Linked DNA regions of Homo sapiens: region 2 is linked to region 1. A link is a contact called in ENCODE Hi-C or POLR2A ChIA-PET data. All regions are on one chromosome and are shown on one strand. The core of a region is the stretch at or near the end of the contact, and the rest is flanking DNA. Distances in the headings are between cores, read along the strand shown.

Region 1 (7,601 bases), core at 3,030-5,529:
AAATCCTATTGAGTGCTTACTGAACACTGTTCTAAGAACTGGATTATGGTGGTAAACAAAAGGGACAAAATACATTGCCCTTGTGGAGCTTACATTATAGCTGGGAGAGAAAGGCAGTCAATCAATGGCAGGTGGTGTTAAGTGCTATGAAGACAAATAAGGCAGAGAGGGAGTGCTGAGAAGATTGCAATTTTAAATAGGGTCTGTTTTTATTTTAGCATTTAATTAAATATTTTACATGTCTTCCTATTTTTACTACTAGATTTTTAGCAACTAGAGATAGGGAAGTTTCTAATACCACTTTATCTGCCAGCATGCCCTACATGTACTCCACAGAACAGGAATCAAAACTACTTTCTGTGTTCCATTTAGGGGAATGTTTAGAGACAGGCCAATTCTAGTACTTACATGAAAGTTCTCTGAAAACTGTGAAATATTAAGCAGTTGTAAGGCAGTAGTAGAAGTGGTAATAGCAGCTGCAGCAGTAACATAAGCATAAAACATGTTTCCTACTTCAGGGATCACATGGAATATAAAATATATACACAAATAACTTTACCATGACACAGACTATATTAAATGCTATAAGTACAAAGAGGAGGCCCAAATAGCCAAGAATTTAAAAAAAAAAAAAAAAAAGCAACTTCAGTAATAATCAGAAAAATACAACTTAAAATGAGATTACTATAACACAGATTATCACTGCCAGAAAGGCTTAAAATGGGACTTAGAGGATAGGAAGGCCTTTAACAGGCAGACATGGTGAGGCTGGGCATTCTAAACATACAGGACCAGGTAAGCAGACTCAGAAGCAGGAACAAACATAGTGAGCATGCAGGTGTGTTGAGTCCAGGTTGGCTGGAATATAATCTATCTGAACGCAAGAGAGAAGCCCGAACTAAGAAGACTGAAGAGGCCAGATCACAGATCTCGTAAGCCAAACTAAGAAGTTTGGTCTTTACTCAGGACACAATGGAGAACGACTAAAAATCAAAGTTGTGTTTTCAGATGATTAACCTGGTTTTAATATTTAGAATATGCCAGAACTTAGGAAAAGCTGAAGGAGGAAACATCAGTTATGATAGTAAGACAACTAAAAGTTGACAAGGTCTAAGAAAGGAAAATGGCAGCCAGAACTGAAGAGGGGACCAGATGCAGAGGAAGTTTTGTCTTATGGACTGCCTGGATGGGAGAGCTACGTAAGAGAGAGAGACTAGAGAATGCCAAATTTTGATGACGGGGTGATTATTCACAACCCAGAAGCTAGAAGGAGAAATATATTCACTTTGAGGGTTAGCAAGCTTGCTTTTGGATCAAAAAGACTCCGAAAAAGATAAAAGCCACCCTAGAATGGAAAATTTAGGGAAAGACCATGGTCCCAGATCTTTCTTTGATGAAATCTTCACCCTGTTTGCTTTAAGTACTAGGGGTAGAAAACTAACCAGAAAGCATGCATCTATAAGGTTAGAGACTGTGTCTACCTTTTTCACTCCTCTATACACAGCACTAAGCAGAATGCCTGGCACACAGAAAGTTCAAAAACACTTGCAAGGTAGCCCTGTCACACAATGGATAGCCTTCTGAACTTCCAGAAAATACTTGCAGAATTAAGTGAATGAATGAATGAGCATATCAGGAAGCCAGCTTAAGAGAGGCTCTACTCTATGGTATAGCCCCTGAGCTGGAGGGCCCAATTTTGTCTTAAGCTCCAAACATTACATGAAACCAGTTTACACCACAACTTGCTATGTACCCATTTACTCTAACATACCACCAATTAGATTATGTACCCCATAATAAGTAGACAAGTTTTTTTAAAAATAATTTTAGCATTCTGATTATGCCCAGGGAACTGTTTCTTAATGTCCAACATTTTGTCTTGCTCAAATCACTTTATCTTTGAGCTGGGCAAAGGCACTGTTGTTATAGATTGTATATAATGAAGAAAATGTTTACTTGCCTATTAGAAACAAGACTGGGAAAGAATCTAAACATACTTCTTTTCTAACAAAAATTACTTTTTGAAATGCTGAAATGCTTTTAGGAAAAAAAAAGAAAGTGCACATGTAACTGTGGGCTATAGGCCTATAAAACACAAGTAATTTACTGAGATTTCCACGAGATTTCCATAAATAGCAATATAGTAAGTGGCAGTGTGATCTACATTTTCAAGTGAACAGGTTGGGTCTCACCTACCGGGCTTCCTCACCTGTTTGAGGGCCAAATGGGGTTTGTGGCGGCCCATTCTGTTGTGATTGCTGTAAAGGACTGCACATAACACATCTGTTTCTGCATCTAAGGTTTGGCTCTTCAGCGACAGTATGACGAGATGGCATTCTTTAATTACAGCTGCAATGCAAAGGTCTGAAGCAGAGACATCTAATAAGATTTAGTATGTATTTCTACAGTAAGTATATTATATTAAAAACACACTAAAAAAAGCATCTTTCCTTATTTGTTTTAAAGGAATCAAAAACTAATGTAATCAGTCTCAACTGTAAGAACGTAAGGATTCTAAGTATAAGAGAAGTTGGAAAATGGTAACAGATGATATAAAGTCCAGGAAATCATTAAGAGAACATCTGTAAAACAAGAAGCTGTATCTTTGCATTGCATTTTATCATGGTTTAATAATCTTTCATATGAATACTTTGCTGTCAGTCATTTGGTGTACACTTACGCCTCATGTGTACACTTAACCCCCACCTTGAAGGTAGGGCACATGTCACAACATGTGTAATAACTCTCTAACTCCCCATGTCGCTATGCCCGAAAGCAAGACAGAATGAATAAATTCACAGTCTTCAAAATCAAGGCTTCTGTGTTTGGATATCACTTTATGAGAGACACAAACATATTCAGAAAAGAAAAACCACCACAGTAACTGGAAATCGTATTATTTGATGAACACCGGGTGCTCATCAGCAGATGCTTCCTAGTCTGAAAATCTGTAGAAGTCCCTAAGATGTAGTTCATGTGTTATTTATGGCTCTAAAGGCAGCACTAGCATTCTAAATGGAAGTAAAGGCTGGTTGCTACCTAACAAGAATTTTCTTACTGTCCCAACAACTACCTGAAGACAGAATGGGCTGCCTCGGGGATGGGTAGTGAGTTGGTGAATTTCCCAGGCCTAATAGGAGTTGTTAAAGAATTTTTGAATAGAGAAAGAGGGAAGATTAATCTGTAAAGTGTGTAGGAAGGATAGATGGGATAATCTGTAAAGTGTGTAGGATGGATATATGGGAAAGGGGATGTGATGATCTAAGTCAAGCTTGTCCAACCCGCCTTATTTTGTTGTTCTGTTCTGTTTTGTTTTAGGCTTTTTGCAGCTTAAAGCCATGGTTTTTAGTTTGTCTCTAGTGAAAAGAGGGATGAGGAAAGGGCTTTACCAGCCCAACCGGAAACAAAGAACCCATGACTGTATTCTCTCCCTTGGGCCCCGGAGCTACGTATTTAATATTCATAACAGCTTCCATTTGAGTGTTCATTTACCATGCCAGGCAGTGTTCCAAATGCTTTCTCTACATTATCAACTCTTTCATCCCCCCAAACAGCCCTATGAGGAAGGTGCTTTTATCTCCATTTGAAAGTGAGATCAGTGAGGCACAGAAAGGTTCAATGACTCCTTCAAGCTCCAGCAAAGGGTAGAGCTAGTATTCAAACCCAAACAACCTGGCTCCTGCGCCAGGCTCCTACCTACTATATGCCCTTCACCCTAACAAATACCACCCATTTAGGTGGCAAAACACCGTCGTTTACAGCGCACTGTCTCCTAAATTACATCATTAGATATTCCCAACGCCCCTGTGAGGAGTAGGAGGACTAACTCCATTTCACAGATAAGCAGATAGAGGTCCGAAAAGATTGCAGTTTGAGTCCCAGTGCTTAGGTGACGTCCACCGCTCCTCGGGTACAGGAAAAAGAAGGAAAGGGGAAATGGACGGAAGGGTAAACAAGACTCCGAAGACCCGGGTGAGCAAGGGTTCCCAGGCAGCACTGTTCCCCGGCACCAGCTGAGTCCACCTCTCTCCGCCCCCTCAGCGCACGGCTGAGCCTTGGTCTTTCATCTCTCCAGCCAAGCCCTGGGTTAGCACAGCTGGTTCAATGAAGGAATGCGAAGCCAGAGGCCCTACAAGCTACACCAGCAAAGTGCTGGGACCGCTCGACCCCTACGTGCCCCGCGCCCCTTCCCAGCGTCCCCCGGGCCGGGAAGTCCCGGTACCACCCCCGCCCACATGCGCCGGCTGGGCCTGGCGGCCTCCCCCGGAAACGTTCCCCCATCCTCGCCCGGCGCCTCACTCACCAAGGGCCGCGCCGGGGTTCTGCACTGTCACTGCGCTGCGGTTCCCCGCCTTAGGGATTCTCACACGGTTCCACGGCTCCAGGCCCGGCGGCACCGCAGCCATCATGCGAGGCGGGGGGACTTACGAAAGGCGGAGCTACGCGAGAGCACGTCCAGCGACCGGAGGTGGGGCGATGGGACCCAGTCCGGGCCGGAAGGGAGCAGGGGGTGGGGCTCGGGCGGGGCCAGGAGCCCGGCGGGAGGCTGCCTTCATCGAGTAAACGCGTGGGACTGGGAAGGACCCAGTCATCTGTATATTGGTTACCAACACGTGGCCGCGTAGAATCATGGGGGAAAAAAGGCCCCATCCCAATACTAACCAACAGAATCTCTGAGAATGCGATGAGGAATCTGCGTTTTGTTTAAACTTAGCGCAGGGGATTCGGAAGCACAACCAAGTTTGGAACTGTTAAATACTTCTAGGCATTTTACAAATATGGAAAATGAGGCCCAGAATTGAGTTGGTGCTTTTACCCCCAACTCTGCCTCAGACATTAGGGGAAAAAGGAAGAAATGAAATGAAGAGGTTTGTGCAAGGTGTGGAATTTGTAGCGAAGAAGCAGTGATTTGCTTTGAGTGGTAAAGGAAGGCTCCTTTATGTCTTGAACCACAGCAAAACCGAGATCACATCAAAGAAACTTGGAAGACACCTGTCAGTCATTCCCACTTTTGTCAGTCTCCAAGACAAGATCATATTCCAAGCTCTAGTGATCCTTACCTCATTAATATCTTTCTAATAATTCATTTATCCTCAGCCATGCTAATGCCCCCTTAAGTTCTTAACACTCCCACAGTAACGTATTAGAAAAACAGTGAGTTTTGGAAACAGACTGCCAAGGTTCTAGTTCTAGCTTTGCTGTTTACTAGCTCGGTGATCTCAGGAAATTTACTTACCTCCTCCTCCAGACCTTAGTATCCCTGTGGGTAAAATGAAGATGATAATAATAGTATCAATCTCACAGACTTGTAAAATGCCAAGGCACTCCTGGCATACAAACAATGAACATTTACCATAGTTAATATTGTTGATGTTATTACTACTATTTCATGCAAGCAGTCTTACTTTATTGAAACACTTTCCATGCTCTTTCTGTGCGCCTTTACACATCTACCTACTCTACCTGGGTCATCCTCGGAAACACAATCTCCTTTCCTCAGCTCTGGGGTCGTCACTTGGGGTAATTCTTCCTAAACACCCCGTCCTCACTCCATAACTTGATACAGAGGCCCCTTTAATGTGTTACCACAGTGCCCTATGTTGGCCTATGTATTAGTTTTCTATTGCTGCTGTAACCAATTACGACAAACCTAATGGCTTGAAATAAGTAGAAGTTATTTTACATTTCTGGAGGTCAGAAGTCCAAAATTAATTTCAATGGACTGAAGTTGGCAGGGCTGGTTCCTTCCGGAATCTCTAGGGAAGAATTCATTTCCTTTCCTTTTCCAGCTTCTAGAGGCTGCCTTCATTCCTTGGCTCATTTCACTATCCTCCACCTTCATTGTCAGCATGACATTTTTCAGTCTCCTCCTCTTCCTCTGTCTCTCTCACCCTCCTGCCTGCCTCCCTCTTAAAAACACCCTTGTGATTACATTGAGCCCATCAAGATAATCAGGATAGTCACTCCATCTCAGAATCTTTAACTTAATCACATCTGTTTTAGAACTCCAAATTCAGGCTCATGTACCCGATGGGCAGCTGATGCCAAATATTGAGATACTGGTGCTTGGAGACAGAGAAATATTTATTCGATTTGACCAAAGTTAGAGGGCAAGAGAGCAAGATCTCTCAGATCCACAGTAACAAAAAAGAAGCAGGGAGTTTTTATGGAGCTAGAGAGTAATGGAGAGGGAGTTTCAAGGAATCCAAGGGAAAAGTCTGTGTTTCTTCCATTTCAGGTAACACCTTGTGCAGCCGTATGTACATGGCAGCTGGTTGCAATGTCCTTCCAGGAATTCATTCCTTCTGCAAACTATTCTTATGACCCTGAAGTTATCTCCTTCTGCTTGACAAAGAAACAGTACATCAGCAGTTTATAATTACATTGTGGGAACAAGGAATACTGGGCAAAAAGCGAGTGGTTAACATGTACAAGCAAGCAAGGGCCTGTTCAAAATTTTCATTATTTCATGCACACACACACACACACACACACACAAAAATGCTGGGGTGCTGAAATCTCAAGCAGCTGAAATCTCAAGGTTATATAGCTACAAAATCCCTTCTCAGTGCAAGGTAACATATTTACAGATTATGGAAATTAGCATGTGAACATCTTTGGGTGGGAGGTGGAGGGATCTTTATTCAGCCTACCACAGCCTCTCTCACAGAATTTACCTCGCTTTATTGTATTTCTTTGTTTACTTTCATGTCTATTTCTCCAATGGCATATGAACCTACTGAAAGCGAGAACTACCATTGACATAGCTAACTGGTCTTTCTATCTCAATGCTTAGTTCAGAGCCTGGCATATAGTAGGGCCTCAGTAGATATTTACTGGCTGTATATGAGGTTGGATGATGCTTGAATAGAGTCTTTTGAAGGATGAATAGGAACTCCCCAGGCAGTTAAAGGAAAAAGGATATTCCTACAGAGAGGTTTTAAGCAGCATGGGTTTGAAGAATCACTAGTCCTGAGTTGGTACTGCTGGGACGTGATTTGTGCTGAGGGGTGGAGCTGGGAATAGTGGTGTCAGTCAGATCATGGGAAGAATTTGGCTTTTTACCTGAAGACCAGTAGTTCAGAAACCTGGCTGATTATCAAAATTGCCTGGATAACTTAAAAATAGAGATTTTCAGGTCCCACTTGAAAATTCTTACTCATTAGTTCTGAGTAGGTCTGTTTTGAAAAGGTCTTTGTGATGGTACTCTAGGTTGACGTGTCCTTGCTATAGGTGATAAAGGAGTCACTCACTGAGTCTTAGGCAGAGCAATTTTTGTCAGCTTGCCTCAGAAGAAGAGCACCCTGGAGAACAGATTTGGGAGAGAAGAGGTTGGAAGTAAGGAGACCAGGCCCATCTGTTCTATTACAAAAGCTAAGGCCAGAAATGATGCAGACCCAAACCTTCAAGCATTTCTACTGGATATAGACAGTATGACTTATTTAGATGTCTAGCATGGGTGGAGAGTGTCCCTTATCTGAAATGCTTGGGACCAAAATTGTTTCAGATTTCCGGTTTTTTTTAGATTTTGGAATACTTGCAAATATACATGAGATATCTTGGGTATGGGACCCAAGTATAAACATGAAATGTATGTATGT
Region 2 (7,601 bases), core at 5,102-7,601, 900 kb before region 1:
TCGGCCTATGTGACCTGTAGCCAGAAGAGGGAGCTCTTTGCCTATCCTTAGCAGGGGCAGTGGCCTGATTCACACTAATGGGACTGGTGCATCTGCAAAACTTCCCCAAGGTGATAGTCTCAGATGTGGCCTCCTGCTCATTATTTTATTGCTGGTTCTTAATCTGGCCCATCTTAAACCAAAGTAATAGGATAACTATGAATAAACTAAATGTTGAAGTAGCATTTAAAGAGTAGCATTAGACACTAATTAATGGAGGGTAGCCCTTGATTATTTTTATTTTGGAAATGGGAAAAAATGTTCTAGGAAGATGAAAATTCCCTTTCCTTAGGTCCCATTACTGAGAGTTACAGGGCTTGGTTATCTTGCCCTAGGGGCCTCTGGAAATGGGACAGAAAAGTTTCTCACTTTGGGGACAAACCAGGGAAGCCTGATTTGTTGCTGATACACAGGGTGGTCTCTGTCAACGTTCAGAAGTTCTGGACCCAGCCAATGGTAGGAAACTTTGGCTGTGCCTTAAACATTTTCATAGGTCAAATAAAGAATTGGTTAAACTAAATATCCCTGGCACACCTTTGTGGGGGCAATGCTGAGAACATGAAGAAGGAATGTGTGTGGAGAAAAGGGGAGGCTTCCCTGGCTTGCCTTAAGGGATGAAGGCTGGGGTTGGGACAGATGGTGGGTCAAGCCTGGGATCTTCTCAGCATCTTGACTGGAGATGGGCACCTCTACCTCTACCTCTGATGGCCTCTCCCAGTGGATTCCTAGAGGATAGGTACTAGGTGGAAGGAGGAGGTTAGGATCACCTCAACTTTTTGTGATGAATCTATGGAAGAGGATTCTTATAGGACAGTATGTTCTTCCAGGACAGAACATTCTTTGCTATTTTGTACTGGAAGAACATGCAAAACTAAAAAAAAAAAAAGTTATTGCTTAAATTCATTTCTTGAGTTGCAGTATGATGCTGTTTATGTTTTAATGTCTTCCATTGCCTTTCAGTGGTGAAAATGCCACAGTAACGTATGACCTGCAATTTGGGGTTCCATCAGATGATGAAAATTTTATGAAGTATATGATGAGTGAGGAGTTGGTGCTGGGCATTTTGCTACAGGATTTCCGTGATCAGAATATACCTGGTTGTGAGAGTCTGGGGCTTGATCCAACATCCCTCTTGCTCTATGGTAAGTAGAGCAAGTAAAGAAGTCAGAGTTGTGACAATAAACAGGTGAACCAGATTGGGGTCAAATTGGCTTGGTTCGATTTGGCAACTGTGGTGACTTGGTACTGTGTCAGACTATTCATTTATTCACTCATCCCCTCAGCAGATGGTGTTGCTGTGAGGTGATGTTCCCCTCTCTGTGGAGGCTACACAGTCCGTGCCCTCCATAATTAGACAGTGTAGTTGGGGAGCAATTATGGAAAAGATAATTCAACTATAAAGATGAACATTGCTACATGTTTCCTCATGCAGTTCACCCACATTCTAAGCCCTGTATCCTACTTTACAACATGATTAGCAACCTTTATGGAGATACTGTGGTTTCACAAGAGAAGTAAGAATTGAAGAATTGGAAATAAATGATACAGCTAAATTGCTGAAAGAGTATCTCAATATGGGGAACCTATTTCTTTTTCTGTTGAAGGCCACTGAGACCATTAAGAAATTAATAGAGGGGTATACAAAGACAAGTTTATTCCTTTCCTTAGAAAATTATGACAAATTTACTTGTCAACTTTTAAAATTAAGAACAGAACAAGGAAATAGATATGTTCTTTAATAAATGTAACAAACACCCCATTTATCAGAATCTGAGAACTTTTGACACTCAGAACAAAACCTGACAGAAAGGAAGGTCAGAAGGCCAAATGGCTTCAAGCCCTCAAAATATCCTTCCATTGCTTTGTAGTGAAGCTCTGGCCTTTGCTGCTGATCTCACTTTCTGATACCTCGCTCGGAGGCTTGTTTGCTCTTATTTAGCCCCTAATGCCAACAATCTTGAATATTTTATGTTCTCATCCACAGTCCATCAGAATCACTTTCTCCACATGAGTAGGTTCTCAGTAAATACTAGTTGAATGAATGAAAGGCAAATTAGAAGTAGTTGTGGTTGGCAGCAGGTGCATTAACGGTCTAGAATCAGAAGCATGGAACAGGGGGTTAAAAGCACAAGTGTTAGTGCATAGTACAAGACAAGGTGTTTATTATGATGATGACACTGTTTCTTGAGGATGAGAGGCAAGAGTAATGTTGGCCTAAGAAGGCAGAACGTTATGTAAAACAGTTCTTAAGAATGCCATTCAGAAGGCCAAATTTTAGCTCACTGGAAGTCTCATAAATGGAGATCTTCCTCACAGAGCATCCTGAATAAAGTGTGTCTGTGGGTCAGGCAGACACTATATGTGTGTGGAGTGAAGAGATTGTGCCCCAGTTACAGGAATTAAAAAAAAAAAAAAAAAAGCCAGGCGCGGTGGCTCACGCTTGTAATCCCAGCACTTTGGGAGGCCGAGGCAGTTGGATCACCTGAGGTCAGGAGTTCGAGACAAGCCTGGCCAACATGGTGAAACCCCATCTCTACTAAAAATACAAAAATTAGCCGGGCATGGTGGCAGGTGCTTATAATCCCAGCTACTCGGGAGACTGAGGCAGGAGAATCACTTGAACCTGGGAGGCAGAGGTTGCGGTGAGCCGAGATCGCATCATTGCACTCCAGCCTGGGTGACAAGAGTGAAACTCCATTTCAAAAGAAAAAAAAACCCAGAAACCTTCAGCCTCCTCCCATGTGAAGAGGCCTGCGATGCCTGTGGGGGCTGCTGCTGTGGTGTGGTTGGTCTTGATTTTCTTAGGCCCCTTGCAAAAATTGTTACTGGCTCTTTCCAAATGGAGGCCAGGGAGATGGGCAGAGGTCTGAGGAAAGGTTTAAGAGGCTTCCAAGGCTGAGAGGTTCAAATAGTACAGGATAAAGGGCAGGCTGCTTGTGAGACCTGAGGAGGGCTCCCAGAAGACCCTGAGCTTGGCCAAAGAGACTCAGCTGTTTCCCCAGGGCTTGGTGCTCCAGCAGGTGCTGGGAAGGCAGCTGTGAGTGGAACAAAGTCTCTGCTCTTCTGGAAATTGCATTCTTTCTCTCAGACATTTCTTCTGACGGGACATGCTGAGAAAATGTGGGGTTTTCTGTGACCCCATGTCCCACTTTCCAGAGCATGAATGTGCAATATTTGAGCCATTTTATGTTTTCAGAATGTGAGTGTCACTGCCCTCTCAAAGGGAAGGGTGCACAGAGAAGCAGTTGGGAAGTGAGGAAAGAAGAAGAGGGACTCATCGCAGGCATGCAGGCAGATGGGGGATGAGCTCAGAGGCAAACTCTAGAGAAAGGGAAAATGTGTCAGGGAGAGGCCCAGGGCCCTGGGAGGGACCAAGAGGGATGGAATGAGTTCTTACGCCAGTTTCTACGTGCTCATGAGCTGTGGGCTTGGGGGATTACCATCCCCGCCCTGTGATTACCCAGGCAACTAGTTTCCCACAATGGTAATGTTCTTAGTCTTCAAAGAGCAAAGATTCTTAAAATTGTTTGGTTTGTGTGCTCCTTAGAGAATTTGAAGACAGCTGTGTACCTTCTCCCCAGGAAAAAAAAATGTACCTACTTCTCCCCACAACACAAAATTGTACAGACAATTTCAGGGATTCCGAGTATTTCCCTGAGGCCAGCCTATGGTCCATTTGGGGTTTGTATATGTGCGCTTTAGAAGCAGAATCCAAAATTAGATTGTAATTTAGATTCCTGAGGGGTTTTGTGTGTGTTTGCTTCTCATTCTCTAATTTGGAAATACGGCGATTATTTTGACCTGACTGCATGCATATTTGGATGCCTTATAAAAATAAAAACTTAAAATATAATGATAAAGGAATTTTTTAAGTCCATCATCCCTCACCCTTCCCTATCTTTGGTCTTCTTCACCTCCTAGATGAGTGGGGCCCTGGGCTAGGAGGGGGAAGTCTGTTTTACAAAGGTCGAAGAATAGGTCAGCATCATGAGTTATTTTGGACACAGAGGAGGTACTTGGTACTGTTCTCACATGGGAAGGAGTCAGCTAGTAGACTGAGTAGGGAAAAAGGGCAAAACCAGGATTTTTGTGAGAGAGAAGAGGAAAAAGCCCCAGGTAGGGAGAATAGTGAATCTTGTCAGTCCTGTCAGTGGTGGCGAGGCTGGACTCCTGGTCTGTAGACCCCGGCGGGCTCCCCCTGTGTTGTGTCTGCTTGGGGCTTTGCATCTGCACCTGCTGTGCCCTAGGGTTCACACCATTTCTCTCATCAGAATTTCTCACAGTATATTTTACACGTTTTAAAAACGGAAATTTTAGAGTTTATGGTTAGATTATGAAAAGGGACTGGATGTTAAAATGTCCTTAGCACCCAAAAACCACATCATCAAAATTATTTCTCATGCATCCTACCCAAACAAATAAGCAAGAAACAATAAATGTCATTTGCCTTTTGAAATGTATTCAGAGCGGTGTGTGTGTGTTGGACTGAAGACTAAATTTCCTCTGTTAGGAATGTATAAACCTTGCAATTTTATCTAAGATTTTACACTAAAATTCAATGAAATGAAATGAAAACGTAAGCATTTAATAGTGGTTTTAAAAATCAGTAACTTTTGTTCATCTGTGTTTTCTTTTTAGAATGAAGTGATGGAGGCTGGTCTCTGTCTGAAAGCAGTGCTCTACCAAGTCCTGGAGATGAAGGGAATTCACTCTGTTTTGCAGAAAAGATTCTGTGGATTAATACAGAAGCACCAGCAACACCAGAGGGGTGGAGACTCCTTTCTCTCCCGATTCTACAGTCTGGCTCTAAGCCCAGTAAAACAGCTCCCGAGCACTGCTTCAGCTGGGTCCAGTCTTGACAAAGGCAGGAAGCCAGCTAGGGTGGGGGCGATAGGGTCAGCGGGTATGTCCCACTGTTGGAGGTCACTGGTATTCTGTTTGTTTTTGTTTTGTTTCGTTTTGTTTTTTGAGACAGGGTCTCGTTCTGTCGCTTAGCTGGAGTGCGGTGGCGTGATCATGGCACTGCTATTCTTGAAGCACTCCACCCACCTGGGCTACTTTTTCTTTAGTGCAGAGGTGCACTGTCTTCTTTTAGGTGGGATCGCGTAAGCATGAGCTGGTAGAGCACGGAGAGGCAGGCAGCCAGGTTACGAAGACTAAGCCAATTATTCACTGAAGTCATCCTCCTCCCCCCCACCATTCGATTTGATCTACCTCTAAGCCAGGCTGTGAAGAAAAGGAAGGCACTTTAGAAGACCTCAGCAGTGTGGTTCTGTGTCTACTTCCATGACCTGTACCTGAGTATCTTAGCCAGCCAGCCTTAGGAACACCACCAAGGTTACTTTGAAATCTATGTATATAGCTAGTTACAGACGGGAGCTATGTGTTTCTTCATTATTTTGCAGCTCCTCGTTGTTCCTGTGATTCCTGAACACCTTTTTGGAAATATGGGTCTCTGTGAGTTTTGAGCACACTACTATCACTTTGGATAGTCACTCCATTTATATTTTTATAAACTTCCATTAGAGAATCATTAAGGCTGTTTAATATCTGCTCTGGATATTACGCATTGGCTTTTTGTTGCCTAGTGCTACAAACCTTCCTGTGGGACTCAGTGTCTTCAGGCAATGATTGTGTATCCTGTTACAGATGGTTGTGATACAAGAAGAACCACTCTTCTTTGAAAATAAACTCTTGGAAGCTTTTGCCAGCTATTTGGGGGGTAGGAGGAATATTAGCAACTGTATTGGTTGTCTACAGATACAGAATTGCCTGTTGTGAGGGAACTGATTGTTTTGTTGGGAAAAGAAATTTACCAGGAGAAAGAGTTTTGTGCTGTATTGTGAGAGATCTCGCCTCTCAGTTAAATGAGCCCTGGGTTAAAGTCAGTGTGAAGGGCAGCTGTGTGCGGGCACGAGCCAGAGTGTCTGCCTCAGACTAGATTTGACTTGAGTTCTTTATGACCCAGGACTCTGGATAATGTGAATTTGCTTTCCTATTTAACTAGAAGATACATGTACTATAGATCATTGTCTCATTTTAGTGATTGTTCCTTAAACTAGTGAAACTAGTGGATTTCTCTTCTTCCTCTTTATTTTCTGCATGTTAAATGTGAACCTTAGTGTATTTGTATTTTGTAGAAAATAATGAAAAATTTTAATGGAGAATGATTTAAAAACATTTACAATACATTATTTTTGCATCTGTGTTGTTGCATTCCCATTGGCTGAGCTTTGGGCTGGGTTTTTGTTTGTTTGTTTTTTGCAGTAAATGGTGTTGAGCATAATTTTTTTCATTTCCCTTAGGGCAGCTTCCTCTTCTGGGTGAATAAGATCAAGCCAAGTTTGGCTGGGGCGGCCTGGGTTCTCCCCTCTGTTCCAGCAAGAGCAGGCAGAGGCCATCCCCTCCTCTTTCTCTGAGGCCCTCTCTGGCAGGACTTGGTATCTGAAAGGGCTTGGACTTGAAGGAACAGCCTGTTCATGTCTGGAGGCAGGATTTGGTTTTGTTCTTCCCTTCTTGTTCAGAAAGCACCAAGATGCAAGTACCTTGTCTTGGGTTTTGACCATTTGCAAGTCATAGAGAGGACTTTCCATAGATTTGACTTTTCTGCCCAAATGGTATGGGAAAAAACTAACCTTTGTGACTAACATATTTGGTGGTGTTTGAAAAAAAACGGCCCTTACAAATGCACTGTTCTGCTATAGGAGATAAATCTACTGGTCATCACACAACATCATGATGAGCATAATGCCTGGTACATAGTGAGGTTTTAATAATTGAAGGATTTGAGAAGAAAACTGCTCTTCTCTGGATGTCACTTAGATATGGATAGAATGGCAACAGCCATATCAGCAGAACCTGCTCCTGTTCCTCTGCCAACAAAAATTCCAGCCATGTGTCTGATTCTTTTTTGCCTTTCAATTTAATTTAGTTCTACAGATTTGAAAAAATGATGTGTTTTATGGAAGGCTATGGGGATACTAGTGGAGAAGACAACAATAAGAAAAGAAGCTGTTAGTCTTATTAAGGAGTCAGGATCAGTACAGATGAAACAGGAAACAGCAGAAAAAAATACCCAGGGGTCAAAAACAAAGGCAGTCTGGGCGCGGTGGCTCAAGCCTGTAATCCCAGCACTTTGGGAGGCCGAGGCAGGCAGATCACCTGAGGTTAGGAGCTCGAGACCAGCCTGACAAACATGGTGAAACCCCATCTCTACTAAAAATTAGCCAGGCGTGGTGGCAGGCGCCTGTAATCCCAGCTACTCAGGAGGCTGAGGCAAGAGAATCGCTTGAACCTAGGAGGCAGAGGTTGCAGTGAGCTGAGATCACGCCATTGCACTCCAGCCTGGGTGACAAGAGTGAAACTCCATAACAAACAAACAAACAAACAAACAAACAGAAACAGTAGGGTTGCGGGTGGTCAGAGAAAAGAGTGGTCAGTATAATCAGAGGACGTTTTTTTGTAGGAAGTAGGACTGAAGCCGAATCCTGAAGCACTGGTGGGATTTGAATAAGAAGATTTGCCTTCCTTTACACATGTTCGTGTCTTCTTAGGATGAGGTA

What was found. A loop is a pair of places that touch in the nucleus more often than their neighbours do. ChIA-PET counts read pairs that join two places held with the same protein, here RNA polymerase II (POLR2A). Pooled maps may share reads with other maps.
Region 2: a pooled map shows a loop between it and region 1 (2.8-fold over the local background). The contact joins the enhancer-like site here to the promoter of NEPRO-AS1 in region 1. A Hi-C loop is called at or near these places in 1 of 168 maps with a recorded cell type or tissue (CD4-positive, alpha-beta memory T cell), 2 of 37 single-sample maps with no recorded cell type and 9 of 50 pooled maps. POLR2A ChIA-PET finds 5 or more read pairs at or near these places in 1 of 52 experiments (Caco-2).

The regions. Positions count from the first base shown.
Region 1 is chr3:113,015,239-113,022,839 of GRCh38, forward strand. It overlaps NEPRO-AS1 (NEPRO antisense RNA 1), which reads left to right and starts at 4,280. Exons shown (of 3, transcript NR_186663.1): 1 at 4,280-4,468. It overlaps RMP64 (ribonuclease MRP subunit p64), which reads right to left and starts at 4,433. Exons shown (of 9, transcript NM_015412.4): 1 at 4,304-4,433; 2 at 2,210-2,364. The coding sequence starts at 4,409. RefSeq lists an enhancer at 3,882-3,951 and a silencer at 4,112-4,221.
Region 2 is chr3:112,111,965-112,119,565 of GRCh38, forward strand. C3orf52 (chromosome 3 open reading frame 52) reads left to right here. Exons shown (of 6, transcript NM_024616.3): 5 at 1,000-1,181; 6 at 4,678-6,246. The coding sequence ends at 4,682. MIR567 (microRNA 567) reads left to right here and starts at 837; the gene lies at 837-934. RefSeq lists enhancers at 2,872-3,131, 3,152-3,231, 3,242-3,291, 3,522-3,611, 4,168-4,227. Within about 2 kb of position 6,352, at least 5 of the 41 ENCODE cell types and tissues checked have a DNase peak (open chromatin) inside an H3K27ac peak, as active enhancers do.